3 separate regions of the Homo sapiens genome follow, and regions 2 and 3 are each linked to region 1. Evidence: chromatin contacts called from ENCODE Hi-C or POLR2A ChIA-PET data. All regions are on one chromosome and are shown on one strand. Each heading gives the region's core, a stretch centred on a gene start or an enhancer-like site at or near the end of the contact. The rest is flanking DNA. Distances are from core to core; before and after follow the strand shown. Region 1 holds the start of MRE11 (MRE11 double strand break repair nuclease). Region 2 holds the start of SESN3 (sestrin 3). Region 3 overlaps SMCO4 (single-pass membrane protein with coiled-coil domains 4).

Evidence for each region. A loop is a pair of places that touch in the nucleus more often than their neighbours do. ChIA-PET counts read pairs that join two places held with the same protein, here RNA polymerase II (POLR2A). Pooled maps may share reads with other maps.
Region 2: a map of natural killer cell shows a loop between it and region 1 (11-fold over the local background). The contact joins the promoter of SESN3 here to the promoter of MRE11 in region 1. A Hi-C loop is called at or near these places in 4 of 168 maps with a recorded cell type or tissue (CD8-positive, alpha-beta T cell, naive thymus-derived CD4-positive, alpha-beta T cell and natural killer cell) and 10 of 50 pooled maps. POLR2A ChIA-PET finds 5 or more read pairs at or near these places in 1 of 52 experiments (activated T-cell).
Region 3: a loop to region 1 is called in a pooled map, with 4 times the contacts of the local background. The contact joins the enhancer-like site here to the promoter of MRE11 in region 1. A Hi-C loop is called at or near these places in 1 of 168 maps with a recorded cell type or tissue (ascending aorta), 1 of 37 single-sample maps with no recorded cell type and 5 of 50 pooled maps.

The regions. Positions count from the first base shown.
Region 1 is chr11:94,492,594-94,495,735 of GRCh38, reverse strand. It overlaps MRE11 (MRE11 double strand break repair nuclease), which reads left to right and starts at 1,892. Exons shown (of 20, transcript NM_005591.4): 1 at 1,892-1,945; 2 at 2,830-2,954. The coding sequence starts at 2,935. It overlaps ANKRD49 (ankyrin repeat domain 49), which reads right to left and starts at 1,752. Exons shown (of 3, transcript NM_017704.3): 1 at 1,701-1,752. RefSeq lists an enhancer at 1,453-1,542.
Region 2 is chr11:95,229,390-95,232,451 of GRCh38, reverse strand. SESN3 (sestrin 3) reads left to right here and starts at 1,250. Exons shown (of 10, transcript NM_144665.4): 1 at 1,250-1,669. The coding sequence starts at 1,592. It overlaps LOC100129203 (a long non-coding RNA gene), which reads right to left and starts at 2,266. Exons shown (of 6, transcript NR_110295.2): 1 at 1,957-2,266; 2 at 879-1,327; 3 at 276-400. RefSeq lists enhancers at 1-231, 232-871 and silencers at 1,227-1,376, 1,387-1,696.
Region 3 is chr11:93,524,349-93,527,105 of GRCh38, reverse strand. The region is part of intron 1 of SMCO4 (single-pass membrane protein with coiled-coil domains 4); the gene reads left to right. Among named protein-coding and RNA genes, the nearest start is that of SMCO4, 18 kb to the left of the region's middle. RefSeq lists enhancers at 159-328, 359-458. Within about 2 kb of position 1,250, at least 10 of the 41 ENCODE cell types and tissues checked have a DNase peak (open chromatin) inside an H3K27ac peak, as active enhancers do.

The sequences.
Region 1 (3,142 bases), core at 643-3,142:
CTAAGGGATTAAAGAAGGCTTCCTGAAGGAACTGATGTTTATTCTGCTAAGCTGCCATATTAATTTTTAAACCAATATCAGCTTAAAGGGTTACACAACATATAAACCTTAATCAATTAAAGAAAAGGAGAATAACCAATAGATAATTTACAAATACGAATTCCCAGCCTCTCAACTCTATTTGTTGAAATATAATCAGTCTTTCAAGGCTCTTCTCTGATGTTATCTCTTTCATTCTTTCTTGATCCTCTCATTTAGATCGCTTTCTGCTTTCTACTTTTTTTGGTGCTACATTTCACCTCTAACTTTGTTCTTGTTTTAGCCCCTTAAAAGATTATAAGCTGAAAGATAAGGACCACATTTAACTTATATTTATCTCCTACTTGTCTATAGAAGGCATTAAGAAGTATGTGTAGCATTACATTTAATTAAAGTCTTGTCACTTGATTTTGCCTGGAATGGATTCTGAGAAGTTCCAGAGTTAGGCATAACCCCAAGATACTGATTTCTTGATACCTAATCTCACAAGTTTAACAGTATACAATCTTAATGTGGTATTAAACTTTATTACTAGTGGCAATAGCACTAAACTCAAGTTTAAATGTATTACTCATGTCCAGTAACTTTTCTGGTCCTGTTACTTTATTGTAAAATGTAAGAATTTTACTAAAGTATTCCTAAGGCCAATCCGGCTTTTCAGTCACCCAATCAGAGACACCCTTGGAATCAGAGATATCCAATCAGAATTGCTCTGTGTTTTATTAATTCTCCTGGAGCTTCCACTTTTTCTTTGATTCTCAAACTAATTCCTGAACCTTGCAACACAAAAATGACCATACATCAATTCATTAAACACTTAACAGATGCTAATAAATAAAAGTTCACTTGTAATTATATCAAATATAGTAACCTTATACCACAGATCTTACCCTCTCCCCCAACATGCTTTTCCTTTCAATAAAAACTCCCTTTATATAAATTTTGAGTTTACAGATCCAGATACAAAAAATTATGTACAAAATTTTACTGGTATATTTAGTTTAAAAAGCCAAGCCTAGGCGCATCTACCCGACTTACAGTTAAGAAACAAAACTGATGACTTGATGATGATATTCCTGATATTCCATCAGGAATGTCAGGGTATGTTTCCTAACTTAAAGGGCATATCCTATTTTGAGAGAGATCCGAACTATGTCAACTCCTTACAAACAACTCAGTGATAGGCGGGGCTATAAACCTTACTGGTGAAGGAGGTTCAGATAGATTAAAACAACTTGCCCTAGATCAAGGACCCTTCAATGGAACTGAAAGGGCAGACGTTCTAATTCAAAAGTTCTACATTATTTTTCGCTGCACTATACATCTTACTGCTCTCAGCACAAAGCAGTGCAGATGTGCTGAACTCAAGGACCTAGGGGCGACACCTGTAGAGGGTCTGGCGACTGGGAGGGAGGGAGAGGGGATCCAGCTCCGGCACTCTGCCACCAGCCGGGAGCTCACAGGCCCGTGAGCTCCGCCTGCGGCCTTCCAAACAGCCAAGAGCGGAGAAGCGGCTTCGGTCCTACCTGGGGACCACGAAGCGGCCTGACCTGCAGGGCTCGGCCTGTGTCCACAGGCTACCCACCCCCACGGGCTCAGGAGTTCTTAGATGGCGCCGGTCCATCAAAAAGCGAGGTCCGGGACAGGGAATAACAACCCACCTGACAGAAGGGAAAATCGCCGCCTTGCATCTCACTTCCGGGTTCGTCTCCTAGCCTGCTCAGGATTGGCTCCTGCGTGAGGGCGGGGCCTCGCCGCTACTTTCCCCGCCCCCTCACTGCGTGCGGTAGCCAATGAGAGCCGAACTGGACTTGAAGCATCTACGTTATCCATGAAGTGTCGCGAGAGAAACGGACGCCGTTCTCTCCCGCGGAATTCAGGTTTACGGCCCTGCGGGTTCTCAGAGGCAAGTTCAGACCGTGTTGTTTTCTTTTCACGGATCCTGCCCTTTCTTCCCGAAAAGAAGACAGCCTTGGGTCGCGATTGTGGGGCTTCGAAGAGTCCAGCAGTGGGGTAATTTAGGAATCGCATTCGTCTCCTGTTTCTGCAGGTTCCCAGGCGGAAGCCCAGAGTTAACTGGAACCTCGGGAAGAGCGGGCCGAGTGGGCAGGGGAGGGGTCCTGGCGGGCTCAGCGTTCTGATTCCGAGGTTCCCTGCGGTGAGGGCGTGTTGAGGCTTGGAATCCCGACGGAATCTGGAGCTCCAGATGTGGTGGGGGTTGTCTCGCGGTGGCAGCCACTCTTCCCCAAACCTGGCTATTTTCAGTCATCCTGCTGGTGCTTAAAGGTGTTCCTCCGCAGACCACGTGTTTGTTTATTTACACTCGCTTTAAACGCGGGCCCGTTCCCTTTTCCAAACTAGCCAGGTCCTTTAAAAAAAATCGTGGGGTTTGAATAGGAAATACAGGATTGCCTCTGTTCTCCAGAGTAACCTATGCGTGCAACTTAAAAATATCTGCACATCTAGAGTTGTTTGTGTGTTGAACCAGAACCGTATGTGACCCTTTCTGCCCATTTATTTAGCATACATTAATTTCCCATAAGAGCACGGGAAAGGAAAATAGGAGTTTAATCATCTTGGTGAAACTAGGAAACAGGATGTACACTGGAGATATATTATTTTCTATGCTCAGTTCATTAAAAAAAAGTATAGTGGGTGCTTAGATGAAAATGAGACTTCTAAATTTGCCAGTCTAATTAAGACGTCTGTACCTTGTGCAGCGTAAATCATGTTGGTTAAATACGTGCAGGCTTTTAAAAAATGTGTTTTATGATGTAATTTTGTTTTTAGAATTTCTAGAATTTGGAATCGAGTGCATTTTCTGACATTTGAGTACAGTACCCAGGGGTTCTTGGAGAAGAACCTGGTCCCAGAGGAGCTTGACTGACCATAAAAATGAGTACTGCAGATGCACTGTAAGCACCTGACTTCTGGAATCCCTTGTTATTTGGGGTTTCTAAAGCTCGTCAACTGTGATCACAGTAAAAGAAAACTTATTTAATAAGCAGTAAATAAGGAACCTGTTTATGAACAGAAATATTAGTCATCAAAAAGGGTATTTGGAATGTTTTAAATATTTATCTGTTTGTTAACTGGAAGCTAA
Region 2 (3,062 bases), core at 1-2,500, 740 kb before region 1:
TAGGCGATGCAAGTTATCTCTGGGGCCCGGAGGACACGAGTGAGGACCGGGCACCAATCAGGTTCTCGCTCTGCGCCGGCCTTTGTTCTCACTCGGGAGCAGGTTGCGGGCGTCTAGCATCGGGAACCCGCATTCGACTCGGACGCGCATTGCTAGCCCCTTCGGGAGACCTGGCTCCCCTACCCGTCTGTCCCGCCACACTCGGTCAGCCTGCGCTTTCCCCAGTCAAGTCTGCCTTCTCTCCGCAGAACGTGGACGCTAAAACCCTGACTTACCATTTTAAGCTTTAGAAGAGGTAGGTTTGTCCCAATAGTTTTAAACGACAATTTGTTCTCTGAACCTTCCTTTCTGAGCAGGGCGCTGTGCTCTGCATGTATCCGAACAGCTGCCTCAGGAAGGTCTTTTGGGTGAGAAAACAAGCCCCTTTGGCCTTTTAGTGCTGGACAAGTAAATGAACTTACATCTCTAAGATAACTGCTAGAAGGTGCTTCACAAACAAGAGGAAACCGCTAAACCAGAGGTTTTGTGTCTCTCCCCTCAAACTCGATTACTTGCGTAAATATATATATAACTCAGACATTTATCCCCTATCCGCCTCCCAAGCCTCAAGTAACTGAAATCTTTGCAAAACAAGGTTCACAATAAATGATGCGTAAAGTTCTTTGAGATCCCTGGATACAAAGTACTACATAACTGCAGTCTTCTTTACAGCTAAAGTTAGATTTTGGTGGAGAGAAAGCCTAACCACTGCCCTGAAGGAAGGAACATTTAATCCTCCCACTCCCCTCCCCCTTTCTCGAGAGATCAGGAAATATTTAGCTCAATCTTAGACTCTCTAGCGAGCTCTAGCTCCCAACTATTTATCTCATTCTCCTCACCACTTCTGCAGGGACCTAGAGAAGGGGGCGTAGCTTATCTTGGGGGTGGGGCTTGGAGGGCAGTATATTTGCATATGACACACCCTCGTCCTCTTATTGGCAGAGGAGAGCAAACTGTTCCCTGCTACCCTACTACTTAGCTAACCGCCACCTCCCTTCAGTTCCGAGCCTCGGAGATAAACTTAACTTGCCCGGAGATTCAAGGCTTCCTCGGCCCCTGCGATTGGCCGGCGCGACTCCCAGTCGGGCTCTCGTTGCTCATTGGCTGCGGGCTAGCGCCCTGGGGGCGTAGCCGGAGCTGTCCGATTGGCGGGAGGGGCGGTACCGGAGCGTGGAGGTGGTGAAGGTGGTGGGGCGGCGGAGGCGGGGCCGCACTGAGGCGCTGCGGCGGCGGTGGTGGCGGTGGCAGCGGTGGCGGCTGCTCGTCCTAGCCTGGCGGGGGCGGGGGTCTGGAAGATGGGGGCGGGTGGAACAACGGGCCGGTGAGGAGCAGCCGCCGCCGTCTCCGCCGTCGCTGGGGCAGCTGCCGCGGTGGTCGCCTCTGGCAGTGCCGCTAGCTTTCAGGCAGTCGCCTCTCCTCCCGACATCCCGCCTTGAGGAGGCTGAGGCGGAATCGCGGCTGGCGGCGGGGGGACGGACCGGCCCTGCAGTGGCCGCAGTGACAGCCCGGACCCGGCCCTCCGCCCGCTCTCGCCTCGGCGCCCGCAGCCACGATGAACCGGGGCGGCGGCAGCCCGTCGGCCGCCGCCAACTACCTGCTCTGTACCAACTGCCGGAAAGTGCTGCGGAAGGTACGGGTTCGGCCCGGGGTCCTGCCGGCGAGGGTCGCTTCCTGCCGGCCGGGGCTCGGGCGGCTCGTCCCCGGGCGCGCACTGGGGGAGGCTGAGAGGGATCCCCGGGCACCGTCCCTCCGCAGGGACTGAGAAAGGGGGCGTGGGTTGAGGGCAGGAGGGTTTGGACTACTGCGGCTTTTTATTTCCGCCGGGACAGACCCAAGTCTGGAGGGGTTGGGATATTTTTTCTTCCCTTGTTCCTTTTATTTGGTGCCTTTGCTCTCCTTTACGGCTCATTTCCCTACCTTGCTACCCCGGGTCGGCTCCTTGGGCGGAGGGCGGGAGGGATCCGTTCGATCCTCCTCCCTGTGCAGTTTAGCTGTTGATGGAGGTCGGTGTGAAATCAGAGCAGCTGGGTCGGATCCCGAGGAACCTGGCCCCTCTTTGCTGTGGCTAACTCTTGCGAGTGTTGTTTTTGTTTATTCGGTTGCTTCTGCCTTGCGCGCCTTGCTCAACAACCCCCGTTTTCAAATTGTTTGGATGGTAGTCCTGTGTCTGTAGTTCAGTCTCGAAAGGAACCAGTAAAGCATCTTGAACTTTATGCCCATGGGAAATGCAATTCGACCTGGCCAGTTCCTGAGGCTGGGGTTGGGGGAGGAGAAGACTGAGGTGGATGTGGGTTATTCCTCCTTAGCACCCCCCTGCCCCCGTGTTGATCCAGAAAAATGAGGCGCACCATCAGTTTATTGCTGCTTCCTAGAGTGACTGATAGAAAGTTTACTCCAGTATTGTTTAGCTTACTTGGCTTAATCGCCCCGCGGGGAAGGGCGAGAGGGATGGGGAAGGGAATGAAAAAAAGGTCTCTAGACTTTTTGATCAGATTTTAACAGCTGCCCCAAAGTAATATTATAATCAGTTTATTCGTATTCAAACTCTATTTTTACATTTTATTAAGTGGAAACGTTAGGTGAGATGCTTCTGTTTGTTCACTACAAATGAATTAAAATTGCTGAGCTGTGCAAATGCATCGGGACTGAAAGCGGAGATGAATATGGTACCGTTTTTAGTCAACATCTCTAAATACGGTTCACTTTGGGATTGTTCTTTCTACATTTTTTTTTAAAAAAGGAAGAAAGAAAAAAGCACATAAGTAAGCAAGCTCAAATATTTGCGCTCTTTGTCCAAAAACTGTTTTTCTTCCTCTGTGGGTCAGGCCAAGTGCCAATCAAAGTTGTTTTTCAAGCCTCTTTTCCCTGCAGTAGGGCTGCTGCTTTTTTTTTTCTTCCTATTTTATTTGAGAGCGTGAGAGCAAAGGGATTGCAGATTTGAGGTTAATTGAACAGTTAAATATGCCTTAAATTGTGTTTATTGGATATGTTTCTCTTGAAACAGATTTTTATTAAATGTGCAT
Region 3 (2,757 bases), core at 1-2,500, 970 kb after region 1:
AGGGTGTGTGGCTGACGCAGGTGCTGCCTGTCAGCGGTTGCCAAGGTTGGTTTGTGAGCTCTGTTGTGTCTTGAGAAGGTTGAAGAGTGGGCTGCTGTACTGAGAGGGTTGTGTGTCGGAATTCTGTCTCTAGAAGGTCCTCAGCAGTGCAGTGGAAAGGGCAATGGCCTAGAGCTCAGATATGTGGCCTTGTCAGGTCTGGGTTATTTTGGAGAACACACATTGAACTTGGGAATTAGTCTGTACTTTAGTCCTGATTGTGCCGTGTGGTAGACATACTTAGGCTTCCATTTCCTCATTTCTCAGTGAGTGATAAAAATGCCTGTTCCACCTGCCTCCCAGGATGGTGGTGATGATTAAATGTCATGATGTAGGGAAAAAGTGCTGAGGAAACCACAGGGCTCTCAAGGAAGTTTCTCTGATGAGAATTTTGAGTGTACAATGGTGCGTGAGAACAGTGGGGCTGACCTTGGAGATGTGAGGAGGATGGATGCGGATGTGAAGAGCAGCAGGTTTGCTTTATTTCATTTTTGTTTTTGGCAGCAGCTTGTTTCCTCTACCATCGCTTCACTGGTGAAGTATAATGTTCCACTGTCTACCTGGTGTTGTACTGCCTAGTGCTGAATGCTCTAGGATTTCACTGGAATTTGTCCCTGCCAAATTCCTTGGATTCACTCTCCCCAAAACTCTCATCTCTTTGGTGAAATGAGTTGTAATTTAGGAGATCATTCTGTAACTGCGGTGGTTGAAAGTACATAGCAACTTTCCCTGGTCTTGTTTGTCTTCCTAATTTTTTTTTTTTTTTAGCAAATATTTGTCTGTTTCTGTTCTCTAATCTTGAGCAGCCAAGCGTGTGAGTGGGCTGGAACCTGGTGGTCTGCCCCTGGGGAGGGGAGGGGGTCCCCCTTGGGTGGTGCTTGCTCTTCATTGGACCCTTTCTGTGCTTGATGCTTTGTAGAACATCAAGGTACAGTAGGCAGAATCCCTTGTTTTATGGGAAGATATGTATACTCAAACCAATATGAGTGTTAGGGATAGACAGCTTGAGAAGTCCCTGTCATGAGAGGTGTAACCCTCAGTCCAAGTGGATGAAGATGGATTATTGGGGATAGTCAGAGAGGATAAACTGTTGGCAGGACTTCTGTGACTTTTTGCTTTTTCACAACTGTTTGAATCAGCTCTTTCCAAGCTGGGGTTTCTGTCCAGCTATCCTGAGATAATTTCTTGAGTCATCACTGTTGCAGTGCACGTTTCATCTGACAGGAAAGCAGGGGCCCATGCAGGGCTCTGCTGAAGTCAGTGGCCCTGTCTTGTTTTTTGGCTTTGAGAATGGTACTCGAAGACTAAGTAGGTCACAGATATCTATTTTGAATTGAGTATGACTGGGCTGCTTGGACATCTAATTTCCGGATCCAATCCTGTTGGTCGCGTTTGCCCAGGAGTTTGGCAGCAAGCACTCTCTGGTTGGTCGTAGGGTGTATTTATAAAGTGGGAAGAGTCTGGAGACACTGCAGTTCTCTATTCCTGCAGGAGAGCCAGGAGTGGGTGGGCTTCAAAACCCTTTAGGAATGGGGGGAGTGGAATTTTTCCACCTCACTTCCTTAAATTTTCTGAAAATTGCTGATCCTCACTAACTCTATGGAACTTTTTTCTTTCAAGGAATCAAATTTAATTTTTACCCAATATTAGCTGGCCTCTGCTTCAAGTTGGATAATAGCTTCAGTTGCTGTGTGCCTTGCCTTTTATGCAGATTATCTCATTTAATCCTCACAACAAGCTCAGAAAGTGGTTATTATTTTCTCCATTTTACAGAGGAAAAGACCTGAGAATCAGTGGGGCAGTAATTTGCTGACAGACCCAGTGTGTAAGTAGCAGTGCTTGAGATTCAAACGTAAGATCTTCTGATCAGAGTGTGGCCTTTTGCTGCATAGCACAGTGGTCTCAGGAGCCCTGGGAGGTGTTCTGGCCACAGCTGGAAGTGGCAGCAGGAGCCCTGGGAGAGGGTATTCTGACCACAGCTGGGAGTGGCAGTACAGTAGTGGCTCCTTGGCCCATTGTGGGTTGAGTGCAACCTTCCTCTGAGTAGAGGCCAGCTGTGGGTGTTGGGGATGTGGGCCGCCCAGCCCAGGGAAGCATCTGTCTTTGTGGAACTGGAGTTATGTTTTATGATGTCACTCTGGTGTGACTGGATCACAGAATTCTGAGTTTATACCCTTTGTTGGATTTTTTTCCTGTTTCACTATTTTTCTGTGGGTCCTTGCCCAAGACCTTGGATGAGTGCAGTGAGCAGGCGAGATCTGTGAGTTAACATAGGTGGGGAACGCATTGGATGCACCACCTCCTCTGTGTGCACTGGCTGTTGACCCACCATTCCTCATCATCAGTACTCCGTGCCTTCCCTGCATTTTGGAGGACTAAGCACTTTTGTAGCGGGGAGTGTGTGTTTTGCCTTTCTCTTCAGTTTGTCCCCATAAGCTACTTCCAGGGGCCTGGCAGTAATGCTGCTGCTCCAGGTCATTTGTGTTTGTGGAGTGTCAGAGTTTTCAGGACTTTGCCCAGAAAGTCTTGTCCAGTGCTCCCAGGGAGTGGTCGTCATCATCTCCATTTTACAGATGGGGATTCTTAAGGGAAGTCACTCTTAGGTAGCATACTTCTATACCATAGCTTCCCCTGTAAGTTTCATAAAACACAACCGAGAAGATGCCTGTTTAAAATCAGCTTGTATTCCGAAAGTGAAAGAATGCCCTCTTCAAATGC